Linked DNA regions of Homo sapiens: region 2 is linked to region 1. Evidence: chromatin contacts called from ENCODE Hi-C or POLR2A ChIA-PET data. All regions are on one chromosome and are shown on one strand. Each heading gives the region's core, a stretch centred on a gene start or an enhancer-like site at or near the end of the contact. The rest is flanking DNA. Distances are from core to core; before and after follow the strand shown. Region 1 holds the start of AMD1 (adenosylmethionine decarboxylase 1). Region 2 has its middle 25 kb from the start of CCN6.

Region 1 (6,859 bases), core at 1,724-4,223:
CAGCCTGGGCTATAGAGGGATCCTGTCTTTAAAGTGTTAAAGATAACAGTTTACGTACTACATATAACATATTAACTTATTTATTCTTCACAACTTCCATGAGCTATGTACCATTATTGTCTCCATTTTACAGATGAGGAAACAGCTCACACAGCTATTAAATGCTGTTTGAATTCAAATCTTGTTATTCCAGAGGCTATGCACTTAATCACGTCATTTGAGTAAAACATGTCACGCTTTATTCTTCTAGATGACCGATTATCCTTCCCTGGGGTCTCTGGGGCTGGCCCCATGTCCCCACCGACCGGACTCCGTCCATGATACTCTCTTTGCTAGGCTGTTGATTTTAGGTGATTCAAGGAACACCTACTATTTCAGGCTTTTTTAAACATCCTGGTAAATAACCTAACCACTTGAGTGGTCACTGAAAAATGTTCCAACGAAGGTTATCACGGGACCTTAGTTAAATCAACATATTTTTCAGTTCTTGCTTAACTTGCTTTATCTACAACAGTTACAATGTGGCAGTGTACTACCAATAGTTGTTCAATGAATGTTACATGTCCACAAAATGGATGGCACTAAATCATCTACACAAGGGAATATTTTGTCCTTCAAAGTTTAACTTTGGCCATGATTTTAAAAGCCACACTGGAGCAGTAAAACAATTTGGGCTGATTAAAGTACAAAGTAAAAAGGGTTCTTAAACATTTAAAGAAAGCAGGCTGCTTTGTAAAAAGCCTCTTCCTCCTCTCTCCACTTTGACTCAGGAAGCTCTAAACAGCCAAACCGCCAAGAACTTGGGGAGAACAAAATCTTCTTCCCTTTATTAAGAACATGTACTTACTATTATTTAAGGGCTCAAACATTTAAAAAGCCAAAGTGACAACTTCTGTTATTCGTTTTCTAGGACTGTTCTTACCCAAGATTTTCTAGGTTCTTGCCAAGATTTTCTAGGTTAATTATCCTGATCACAATCGTTTTACCAAACGTCTATCACAAATACCATCTTTCTCATCTGTGAAATGAAGGAAATACTAAGCTTCTCCATGACCAAAGTCCGCTTCCTATAATCTCACGTGAGCCTGGCACGTAGTAAGCGCTATAGACATTTTAAGTGTCACACGAAGCTTGAAAAAAATGAGACGTGTGACATTTTAGCTATGACTAGTATTTTTTTCTACAATGGAATCGTTCAAGATACACTGCTAGAAACCGGGTTTCCCGTCGTGCCTTAAAGTCTCGGTAGCACGTGTCTGCCTGGATTCCCTTTTCCAGTTGCTTTTTGTCAAGGGACAGCTCCAAGAACAGCTAACACTCCTAAAACGCCCATTGGTCCACACCCTGGGGCCAGGCTCTGAGTGCGGCCCAGGAGCCCATTGGTCGCCGCCTCTCAATGAAGCTGGCCACGCCAGTTACTCCGCTGCACCGCCACCCTAGCCGCACTCGTGCGCAGAGGAGCCAGGGATCCGGTGGCAGGGCCTAGGAAGGCCATTGGTGGCCACCGGTGCGACCGCCGCCAGGAACAAGGCCTAAGCATCCACGGGATCTCTGGGCTTTTATATAAGCATGGATTTCCACAGCAATACCAACTAAAACGCCTCTTCGGCGCGGTCAGCCCAAGTATCTCTCGCGTGACGGCCCGCAGTGGGAGTGGGCCCCAGATTCCTTTGCTCAAGCTTAAGGCATTAGAGGCATTATGTCCTGGGGCAGGCGGGCCTCCCTCCACCCGCACCTCTCCCGCCCCGCTCCGCCGGCTCCGTAGCAGGTTACACAACCCAAGGTCAAGAGATTGGGGAGCAGCCCCCAGCGGCCTCAGCGGCCGTGTCGAGGGCGGCCCCGGGGACTGCGCCGTCTGCCCAGCCGCCCCGAAAAGGCTCTGGCGCAGAGCATGTTAGGGGAGCGGTGGGGCCCCGCCACTGCGACATAACTGCTCCCGCCCAATCCCCGCCGCCCGAACGCCACATGCTGCCCGCGGCCGCCGCGGGTGGGAGGCCTCTTCGCCAGCCCCTCAGACAAGGCCGGGAGGGCCCCTCCTATCCGCGCCCGAGGCAAGAACAAGCGCCGCTCCCGCCCTCCATTCCCCGAAGCCGGCACGCCCGAATTAGCGCCTGACTAAGCCCGCCGAGCCACACCTGCCGGAGGCAACCCGCGCAGGCGCCCCCGACCCCCACCTGGGGCCCCTGCCGCCAACTACTACGGAGGGAAATGTCGGGAGGCGCGGGCCGCAAAACCACCCCGGGCCGCGCCGCCCGCCGCCCAGCGCGGGACGTTACCTGAGCACGCGGCCGCGCCGGCCTCCTCCCCTCCCCCAGGGCAATGCCAGGCGCGGCAACCACGGCGGGAGAAGCCGGCTCCGGCCCGCGTGGACATGGCCGCTCTCCCCCAAACCGCGCACCTTCCAAGGCCGCCGAAGCGACCCCAGGCCGCAGACTTGCCCCCAACTGAAAGCTGAGGGAACTCGGGCTCCACCCGTGGCTGGTGCCTCGGCGGCGGCGACAGCCCCCAGGCCCGGATGTCAGCGAGCGCCCCGGGGACCCACCTTGGGATAGTGCGAAGATCCCCAGATCCTTGGTTTGCGTCGGGCTGCTGCCGGGAGAACCAAACCTCCAGCAGCTTCTCGGTCCCTTCGAAAAAATGTGCAGCTTCCATCACCGTGAGACTAGCGAACAACCAACAACCACAGAAAATCAACTAAATTAAACCTCTTCTCCCGCCGCTGCCGCCGCCGCTGCGGATTGTTCCAGCTGTGTTACTAAAGTTCAGGTTCCTTTTTTTTTTTGCTATAATTTTATATTAACTTTTTTTAAAAAAAGGACTAATAAAATTTTCCCGGCTTTGTGTGAGCGAAAGTTGAACGTGAGTCTTTTGGAAATAGAGGCAGATACAGTTCAGTCTCTTGTATTCCGCTGCTTTCCCGTTAGAGAGAGTAGAGCGAGCGCTAGCTAATGTCGCCGGCCATACTGTGTAAGCGAGAGCGCTGCGTGAGCACCGCCCTTATATATCCCGGCTCCCCCCAAAAGACCAGGAAGTGACGCATCGTCCCACCTCCACGGCCTATAGCTGCTGCCGCCTGTCAATCACTCGCGGCCGAGTGGCGGCTGGCTGGCCGAGGGCCTGGCGGAGAGCGCGGGGAGCTGCCCACTGCGCTGCGGCTCGGGCTCTGGCCGGCTCCTGAGTGGGAGTTGGTGCTGTGATGTCCAGCTGGGGACTAGAAACCTCGGATCGAACGCAGAGTGGGTGGGGAGAGCGGGAACGGAATGAGGAAAGGCTGTGCAGAGCTGTTTAGAAAAAAAAAATGATTAGCAGAAAACATGGGTGGGTCCTTAGGGGTGTTGGCGGGGTTCAGCGGGGACGGTGGCCAGCGCTGGGTTGGCGTGGTGGTTTTGATCTTGTGCAGTTCACCGCGACTGCTGAGGTACTTGGCCATTCTTAAAAGTGTGTTTTCCCAAGGCGAACGCAGCCAGGCGTTAAAACTAAACATTTGTCCGTGACGCGCACGTTGCCAGGGGTCGAATTAGAAGGCGCTTTAATTCTGCTCACGCCTTGGCTGATGTGCGAATGAAAGCAGTCCTCGGCTGGTTTATACAATAGCCAGAAGCATTGTCTTCCTATTTCAGAAGAGAAAAGCAACGTGGCGCCCAGCCTTGGAGGGCCCCGGCTTTACCCACCTCCCACCGTGTGGCTCGCCATGCCTCCGAATTGGCTGAGCACAGCAGCCTCCGGGAAGCACTGGCAGCTCCGTTGCTCCATTAGCTCAACTGGTGGGAATTTATTCAGCAAAACTACTTCTAGAAACTGAATGTGTTAAATATAATCTGAACTTATTTGATCATGTTTTTCTTTGAATTTTATCAAGCTGATGTATTAATTGATGGAGGTTCTCCTTACCCCCCAAAATTTACAGTGCTATCTTCCCATGTGCTTAAGAAGGATTTACCTGGAAATTAATAAAACAGGGATTCCAGAGCTATCACTGGTGGTAACTTAAATAACTATCAGTCTAATATTTTATAAGTGTTAAGTATAAAATAGTCGTCAAGCCATGGTCAAACAGTTTAACCTCAGATGGCAAAACTGGTAACAAAGTTATTACTTTTACTTGGGAATATGGGAGGAAAAAAACCCAAGCTGACATAAAAATTGCTATTGTCACAAGACAAAAGGACTTTTCGCTATCATCCTTAGAAAAAAACTTTCCCCAAAGTGAAATAAGATGATGTCAACATGAAAAATCCACTGAAAAAGACATGGTTTGGGTTTGCACTCTAGATACCCTGTAGAATAGCTCTTGTCTTACAAGAACGTGGTTCACGTGTCTCCGTGAAACCTGTTGAAAGAAGCTATGTTGTGAGCTAGGTACATAAACTACTCTTGCTTTGTTTTGTTTGTCTGAGACGGAGTCTCGCTCTGTTGCCCAGGCTGGAGTTCAGTGGCGTGATCTCGGCTCACTGCAACCTCTGCCTCCTGGGTTCAAGCGATTCTCCTGCCTTAGCCTCCCGAGTAGCTGGGATTACAGGTGCATGCCAACACACCCGGCCAATTTTTGTATTTTAGTAGAGACGAGGTTTCACCATGTTTGCCAGGCTTGTCTTGAACTCCTGACCTCAGGTGATCTGCCCACTTCGGCCTCCCAAAGTGCTGGGAGGCCACCGCACCCAGCCCTCTTGCCATGTTTTATAAGCATCCAACTCAAACTGCGGATTGGGACAAAAGATAATAAATGTTGCTTATTTTATAATGATAAAAGAATGTGGTTACTCTACTTGGAATAAAGATAAAAGAAGTATTTCTGTGTTTTACAAGCTGTTCAATTATTTGATGGTTCTTACTGAAGAATCTGCCTACTAAACCACCTCAAACACTAATTGTGGTATAAACATAATTTGGCTTATAATTGCTTATAATTAGTTGCTTCTCAACTACTATTATGCTTTTTTCCCAGTGCAATTTAAGTTAATATAAAAGTGCCAAGAATCTTGGCAAAGTAAATCCTTATTAATTTGATATAGGATAATTTAAATAGTCTACCAACTGGATTGGTCCTTTGTAAAATATATCATTTTTCTTGTTATCTTGAAGCTCAAAATTCCTTGTATACTCTGGTTTCTCTTCAGATCATAGAAATAATAAAAATAAAAATCCCTTGTACTAAGTTGGTTAATCTTTGCTTAAATATTTTCCTGAACTCAATATGTCCAAAATACATTTACCATTATTTCTAAAATGATTTCCCTTCTCAGCCCCATTTCTATCAAGAGTGACCATCTTTCCCCCAGATTTCCAGTTTTTTAAAAATGCCTCATTGGCTATAGCACTTTGCACATAAAACACTTAAAGGACTCCCATTCACTAGGCCTTCTTAAGATACCTCTGATTGTACATCTTCCCTTTATTCTCTTTAGTAATCATTCCTATTAAGATCTTACTCAAATTTTAAAAAAATCCTTACTTGACCCCACTTCTACCTTCAGTTATCACCGAATTTCTCTGCTTCCCTTAACAGCAAAACTCCCTAAAAGATGTAAAGACATGTCTATATGTGTGGTCCCTACCTCCTCATCTCTCCTTCAAATTCTCCAAATGGGTATTTATTCCTAGCACTTGACTGAAATGGCAATTCTCAAGGCCCACTTTTTGCCAAAGCCAGTGGTTGCCAAAGCCATTGAGACCAGTGAATGGTCTCAATCCCCATTTACTCAATCTTTCAATGGCTTCTGACACAATTAACTATGCCTTCCTTCTAGAAAAAAGTCTCCAGGCTTTCGTGACATCTCTCTTTTTTGGTTTTCCTTGGAAATTTTCTTCCCAATGCTGCAGTGCTCTTGGCTATGCCTGTGTCCTCTTTTCTACATACATTTTCTCCCTAGGTGACCTACCTCATCCAGTCCATGGCTTTATGACCTGCCCATAGTATTAATGACTTTCAAATTTATATCTCCAACCCAGACATCTCCCTTGAATTTCAAACCTTTGAGACACTTGCCTGACTACTTGAATGCCTAACAAGCATATAGAAGCTAACATTATTAGAAAAGAGCTGTTACTTTTCACAGCAAAATCTGCCTCCTCCCCACAAAAGCAAAACAAATTACAAAAACTCAGCTGTCTTCAACTCAAGCTTTCCACTGACCTCTTTGTCTCCACTCTTATCTCTTCTTACCTCTTTATGGTCCACCCTTTACACAACAAATCACCTCGTTATACAGCAGTTGCTTAAACTCAAAATCATCAATGATTCCACTCTTTCCTGCATTGTCCTACATCCAACTCATCATTAGCCTTGTTGATATTTCTAAAACATTTCAAGAATTTGTTCTCTCTGTCTTCATTTCTACCACCACCCTAGTTCAGAGCACAAAATTAGCTCCCCTGAACTATTGCAGTAGCTTTCTAACTATAGTAGTGTTTGTCTTCACTTTGCCACCTCACTTGGTTTAACACAGAGCAGCTAGAGTGATTTTTTTTGTTTTAATTTTTTAAATGTCTCCATAGCCCAAGATGGAATGATGTTTTTAAAAAATAAGCCCAATTATGACACTTATTAAAATTCTCCAGGGGTTTCCCATTACAATTGAAATCAAAATTTCTTACCCTGGCCTTCAAACCCTTATTTGATTTGGTCCTGAATTAATTATCCTCCAACCTCATCTCTACCATTCACTTTCTGTACTCCATCCGTACTGACCTGTCTCCCTTTAGGTCATTTTCATTTATCTGAAATGCTCTTTCTCTCCCTCTTGGTATGGCTTATTCATTCTTGTCATTTAGATCTTAGCTTAAATGTTGCCTCTTCTGAGAAGTCACTAAGCTACTATAGCAAAGAGATCCCCAAATACAATAACTCAAAGATTAAGGT
Region 2 (6,859 bases), core at 2,118-4,617, 1.2 Mb before region 1:
CTTTATAGAGCAAGCACTTTCAAAGTCTCTTGACTGGATTCCCAGGAAGAAAAATATTTTATACCAGATCCCAACACACTCACCTGAAACAAGAGCTTTATGAAATCACAGTCACCCATGTTACATAGTCACCCCATTTCTGAATGATGGTCTCTTTAAGTGCATCCTTCAGGCAATACCCTATCTACACTTTTTTCATGGAGTTTTCTTTATCTTACAAAAAAACTACATGGCAGCTTTTTAAATCTCCCAATACTTTAAAGCATCATCTTAATAATTCCTTTTCCCATTGCCGTCGCTGCTCAATGCATTGCTCCTGTTATTCTTCTCCTCACCAGTGAATTTTATTCTTCTCTTTTAAAACCTGGGGAAACGATTAGCACAGTGATGAGTAGCATAGGCTCACTTCCACTCCTGTGTGACCTTGGGCAAGTTACTGAGCCTCTCTCTTCTCAGTTTCTCATCTGGAAAAGGATAATAATAATAAGGCTACCTGATAGGTCAGTTGCAAGAATTGAATGTGTTAATACAGACAAGGCAATGAGAGTATTTCCGAGCGCAGCAGCAGGCACCTGCTGCCACAGCTGCTGCCACTGCTCAAATTCTCCCCTCCAGGGGAACGCACCCACTGTGAGTAGCCTCTGCTTGAGCCTCCAACGCTTATGTGTTGAACCTGGACAGTGTCCTTTCCCATTTGTTGACAGTCATGCTGCGCGCTACTTGCAACTTGCTTTTTTCTGACCACTGGAGTTAATATTTTAAGAGCATATATTCCTTTCCTTTTTAACACATCTAAAATGTATTATTTAACACGAATGACTTCAGAAGATACTAAATCTAGTTTGGACTTTAGTTTATCACAAATGGCCATTATTGAAAATATGTATTTTTATAGAAGGCTATATTGCAGTGATACTTCCTGTCAGCTATATGTTCCCTTTAACAGGTGATTCCACTTTCCATTTCTACCCTAAAATGTTGCTGTAGGGCTGGGATCCCAGAGAAGCAGGTTTGTTAAAAGAATGAATACAATTCTAAAACGAAGTAGCCTCTGTTTCAAGACCTTCTTAATGAATAACGGGCATACACTTGGTTACATGTGTTCAAGGACATTTTTCTGGCTGCTCTGGGAACATTGCTTTTTAACTATGTTCCAGATAATTGCTTTTACACAAAAAAGGCATCTCAATAAGTGAGGTGTTGTTATATGTGGTTCTCATGGTATTTCATGAGTGTGTATGGTCACTTTCCAACCTGATTCTAGCAGAGTGCAGAGACTTTTAAAAATTTCATTCACTTATTCTTCCAACAAAAGAATTACCAAGCACCTGACATTCCAGGCATTATGCCAGGTGGTAAAAATAAAAACAAGGGAACTTTATAGTTGTCAAGTACTTTTGGGTAAATTACCTCACTTACTCCTCTAAACAGCTCTGTGAGGCAAGTGATCTTGTTCCCATTTTACAGACAAAAGAGAGAGGTCATGCACAAGAGAAATAAAACGAAAAGAAAGAAGTACTGTGTTTATTAACTAACCAAAACTTCTCGACATCCCATCCCTGTTGGCCTTTACAGAAAGACAACACACCCGAAGGGTGTGGACCTTGCTCTATGAACTTATTTGGTGTTTGTCCAGCACAGCACTGCATGCAGAAAGCCACTTAGTAAATACTTTGGAGGAAGATCATTTTGATGTTTGTGAGAGTTCAGGCCATCTCTGGGAATGGGAAAAAGGATGGTAATGAACTCCAAGAACCAGAGGAAAGGAGAAAATTAGACAGTGGTCTGGGTGAGGTGAGAAAGGTAAGACTTACAGGAAAGTAATGAGGTTTATTTTTGTCTAGGGGAGAGGGCAAACTGACAGAGAGGAGGTGAGGGGTTAGAGAGGGAGGCCTTAGCACACAGAGAGCAGAGACTTAGGATCCAAGGACAGTTTCCAGGATGTTATAAATGGGCCCTAAGGAAAAGGAAACACGCTTCTCTATGCCTTCACTAGCAAGTTCTAGCCAGCAAAATGGTTCCAAATTTCTGACAGCATTTTGAATTAGCTTCAGTCTCAAATTCAAAGCAGAAACTGCCTTAAATTCCTCTGTTTCTCAATATGTCCTGTTTCTGTCGCATCGGGGAGCTAAGACACTCCTTATTGATGATTTTGCAGATGCTCAACAATGGTAGCTTTACAGATTAATCAATGAACCAAAGATTTATTGGAGATCTGCTGTGTGTGCACCATGCTGAGGACCAGTGACATTCAGATGGGAGGCCTGGCTGACAGCACACACAGCATGCTGGCGGGCAGCGACACACCTTCCAGACACACACTTGTTTGAGAGCCAGTAAAGCAGGTTATGCCTGAGTGGGAAAAAAGATCCGATAGGTAGGGTGGGGCCATATCACAAAAAGCCTGAAGAGGGAGAGGAGTGGATCCGAGGCCTTTAATTATAGTCTGGCAACTGTAGGTGTCCAGAAACTATTTGTTGAATGCATGCCTGCATGAATGATTTCAAGTAAGCATATTGTCCCAGACCCAGGACACAGTCATCCTCTCTAAATCATTCAGTCCTAAGTTTCAAATTGTGCCCAAACACAATTATGATATTTACATCTTTGTAGAATTATTCTGAGACTGTGGATGGATAGAGGTCTAACCTTTCCATGAGGACAGTGACCTTTTGCCTCCCTGGATCTACTGGATCACTTGGAAACAGAGGAGTAGACGCTGGAAGAATACAGTGCTTGGGACATAATGACCAGGCCATGCTAATTGCAGAATAATACAGAAACAGATTCTCCTTCCACCCAAAAATGTATCCAGGGCGAGCGGCCACAGAGGACATGGAGGCAGGAGACCTACTAAACAGGCCTCTTCTGTAAAACAAAAGAAATTCATACTACTACCACACCTTAAATGCCATGATTCCTTGTGCTTTCCTAACTCTCAGATGCTTTCTAGTCTATCTCATTTATCTTGACAGTCAAAGACATAGAACGGGTAGAACATTTGCAGAGTGAGCAGTAAATTAGCCGGTTTCTGAATCTTAAACAGTAAAGTCTTTCAGATGAAGAATGTGCTGGTTTAAGGAGGATGCCTCCTAAGCAAAGTCTTCAGCAGAAGAAATGTCTTCAGAAAACTTCCTGGACAGAACTACAGGCACCTTGCATTTCTCTCCTATTACTCCTCCTGCCTTCTATCTGTACCCACACCAGAACACATCTGTCGGACCCTCAGACCAGTTCTAAAGCAGCTGCCCCTTTGTAGACGAGCCCAATCTTAATCATTCCAACATAGTAACAAGAAAAAACCTACTTGGGCAGAGGTCCTTGTCTTAATGAACAAGTAGTCTGCAACCACCACCAGCAGAGGGCGTTGTCCAAAATGGCTGCGGTGAATTCAGCAGGCTGCACACAATGGAAGCATAATTCTTGCCATAGATCCTTTAAATGTCTTTCCATTAAATTTGTCTGAACTGCTCTTAACCTCGGAGCAGTTAAGAACATCAAGGCCTTTCTTCGACAGCTCTTCCCTTTCCCACAATGCGAGACTCCAGCAGTAAGACGCTTGAGAAAGGAAACGTGTAACAGATAGACAGAAAGGCTCAAGCAGGGCCTTTCCACGAAGACTCCATGTTTTTGCACTTTCTCTGTGCCACGTGACCGAACGATCATTTCACACTGGTGTAAGTCTGTGGCTTCTCTGGATTCCATACTTCTTAGCTGTATCAGTTGGGTTTGCATTTTATTTGTCCAATATAAAGGAAGGAGATGCCAGTAGTGACTTTTAGATATAATCATTGAGTTCAAATCCAAAACCCATTACTCTGTCCAAGCTTCATCGACTTCAGTATCTAGGGAGATATCCCAGAGGTCATCGCTCTGTCCCCAGGCTGGAGTGCAGTGGCGCAATCTCAGCTCACTGCAACCTCCACCTCCCGGGTTCAAGCGATTCTCCTTCCTCAGCCTCCTGAGTAGCTGGGACTACAGGTGCATGCCACCACACTCAGCTAATTTTTGTATTTTTAGTAGAGACAGGGTTTCACCATGTTGGCCAGGATGGTCTCGATCTCTTGACCTCGAGGCCCTCACGTTCTTAAAGTGAGTTCTGAGGGCTGGATGGAAGGGAGGGGGGATTGAAAAGAAGAGGCAGGCAATTGCAAAGGCAGACTGAAGCCAAGTTCTCCTAATTTTTGCCTCTTGGAGGACAGTAAACCCCTCCAGTCCAACCTGGGAATTCACCACCCAGACACATGATACTCAAAGCTCCCACGAGGAGGGTGGCAGTCCTCTGACCTTTTCACTAAGATTTAGAATCTACACATGGATCTGCAGCATGTTATTTAACTGGGGCTATCTACTCTGTGTATCAGATATCATGCCTGTCAAGATGTGAGTGTTTAAAGTCCAATTTGAATGCTGAGATTTTTTTCTATGAGAGACACTTTTGGAATCTGCCTTCTTCTAAATTCAGGAAGGATAATCTCAGCTTGTACTTAATTTCCAAACAATAGCAGCAATAGCTCTCCTACTCTGGAGGCAATTATAGAACATTATCTTGGGTGATCTTTTATCACTAGTGTTAACTGCTTTTGCAAGCACTTGGCTGCAAGTACCCATGCACAACAGGATGTGGTTAGACAGTCAAAATTCATAGATCTTGGGAGCCTTATGGGGCAAGATGGAACAGGGTGTCTGAAAACCCCTACCAAGTATATGCAGGTTTCACTGACAACGTCAAAACATGTGGTTTAATTCAACATATGTATTTAATGCCTACCATGTGCAAGACATTGTGTTTGGTGTTATGCGGGTTAAAGAAATTATCAACTCAGTCCCTGCTGTAAAGTGGGGGTATAACGTGTAATAGACTCAGACTGAAATAAGCCTTGTTTAAGCTCCATTCTGGAAGGTGTGTAGTTTTCTGGGTTTTCTCACTTTGGCCACTGAGTAGATTTGAATTATTAGGTAAGGTCAACTCCATCCAGGCAACCAACTAAAGTGACACCTGGGAGGGTTATTTAATTAAGGACCTTAAGAATGTACCAAAAGCATCCTTTGGGAAAAGATTGGACCAATAAACCAGAATCAGAATTTGATGAATGTTACCATACCGCTCATGTAGAAATCCCTAAACATACAACTTCAGATGGTAGACATGGGTCTCTGAGAGGCAATCCCACCTCCTTAGCATCCAGGAACTAGTGAAAACCAGTTCATGACCATAGGGTTTGGGTTCTGGTGTGCCCAGGCTCTCCCTGGCTGCCCCTCCTGTTGAGGTCAGCGCCTGTCCTGCCTCTCTCCAGGCTGGGATGTGTTTCTGGCCCCCCACTGCACTCTCTGCACCATGCTGGCTGCCCCAGATCTCACCTTCTCATTTGGGATTGGCTTCTCTCACAAATGAGAGTTGTCCTGGGTGTGTTCTCTGCCCTACCAGTGCTCTGGGCCATCTGTGCCTTTAGCTTTAAGATGAGAGAAGGGAGAGTGTGACCGAAAGTGTGATTTCCAGTATTTGGAGACTGAGATAAAGAAGGATTCCACCTGGAGAAGAAACAGACTCCAGATGCCCCCTGTGTAAGCCGTGACACTTCCAGCAGCTTGTTTTCTAGCTTGACCTTTGACCCCAGCTACACAGAGTTCAGGTAGGGCAGAGGGGCGAGAGGCATTGCACAGAAAATCACAACAGAAGGGGCACAGGAAAGCAGCCATTTTGGTTTTCCCTCACTCTACCTTCTTTGAATCCTTCTCATCGCTCAGTAACAGGAAAGTACTGTGATCTCAATGCTATCCACATGTATCCACAGCACTGTTTCTTCTAAGATATGAAACTGTACCCAGGACTTTCCATGCATGGTAATCGGCGTTCATCAATACTAAAAGCTGAGTCTTCACCGCCACCTTCCTTTTTGGTCTCGGGCCTCTGTGACCTGCTCACCCCACTCCAGGGATCTATCACACTCTTGTAGTGACCCAGTTTATGGTAATAAGACTGTGAGCTCCAAGAGGACAGGCCTGATGTCTGATATGGTCACAAGCTACTCCTGTGCCCAGCACGCTGCCAGGCACAATAGGAGGCCTTGATAGTTATTTACTGGTTAAGGAATGCAAGAATAAGTCATTTGCTTTCCAGCTAGTCTCTGGGTAGGAGGAATCATGCCAGCCCCCATCCTGTACTCCATAATGCCCCAATGTAAATCCTAAAACCCAGAGGAAAGCCATCAAAAATGTCACAAATACAATTCAAACACTCGAAAACACATAGAATCTGTCATAAAAATTGGGAAACATCTTCCACAGTTCTATTCTCCTATGACATACTTTTTTTCCATGAAGGTAGGAAATGAAAGCGAATAAGTACTCTGGGCTTCACATAATGACAGCTGCCACTACCATAGCCATACATGGGGGGCAACAGAACAGAGCTAGGTTCAAGACCTGGCTCTGCCATTTACTAACTGGCAAGTAATTGTTATAGGTGAAGTTATGTCCTCCTAAGATCCTAACCCTCAGTACCTTAGAATGTGACTTTACAAGGAACTAGGGCCACTGCAGATGTAACTCATTAAGCTAAGATGAGGTAATACTAGAGTAGGCTGGGCCCCTAATCCAATAGAATTGGTGTCCTTATAACAAGGAGGAATTTGGACACAGAGACATGCACACATAGAGAGTGCCACATGAAGACTGGAATCATGCTGCCACCAGCCAGCGAGCAACCAAAAGCCTGGAGAGAGGCCTCGAACAGATCTTTCCCTAGCATCTTCACGGGGAGCACATCCCTGCCGAGACTGTGATTTCGACTTCTGGCCTCCAGAACTGTAAGACAATACATTTCTGTTGTTTAGGCCACCCAATTTGTAGTACATTG

The links. A loop is a pair of places that touch in the nucleus more often than their neighbours do. ChIA-PET counts read pairs that join two places held with the same protein, here RNA polymerase II (POLR2A). Pooled maps may share reads with other maps.
Region 2: a loop to region 1 is called in a pooled map, with 6 times the contacts of the local background. The contact joins the enhancer-like site here to the promoter of AMD1 in region 1. A Hi-C loop is called at or near these places in 6 of 50 pooled maps. POLR2A ChIA-PET finds 5 or more read pairs at or near these places in 2 of 52 experiments (PC-9 and activated CD4-positive, alpha-beta T cell).

What each region holds. Positions count from the first base shown.
Region 1 is chr6:110,870,899-110,877,757 of GRCh38, reverse strand. AMD1 (adenosylmethionine decarboxylase 1) reads right to left here and starts at 2,973. Exons shown (of 9, transcript NM_001634.6): 1 at 2,543-2,973. The coding sequence starts at 2,652. RefSeq lists enhancers at 1,121-1,835, 1,836-2,551 and silencers at 1,799-1,988, 2,019-2,088, 2,149-2,398.
Region 2 is chr6:112,025,904-112,032,762 of GRCh38, reverse strand. No RefSeq gene overlaps it. Among named protein-coding and RNA genes, the nearest start is that of CCN6, 25 kb to the left of the region's middle. Within about 2 kb of position 3,367, at least 7 of the 41 ENCODE cell types and tissues checked have a DNase peak (open chromatin) inside an H3K27ac peak, as active enhancers do.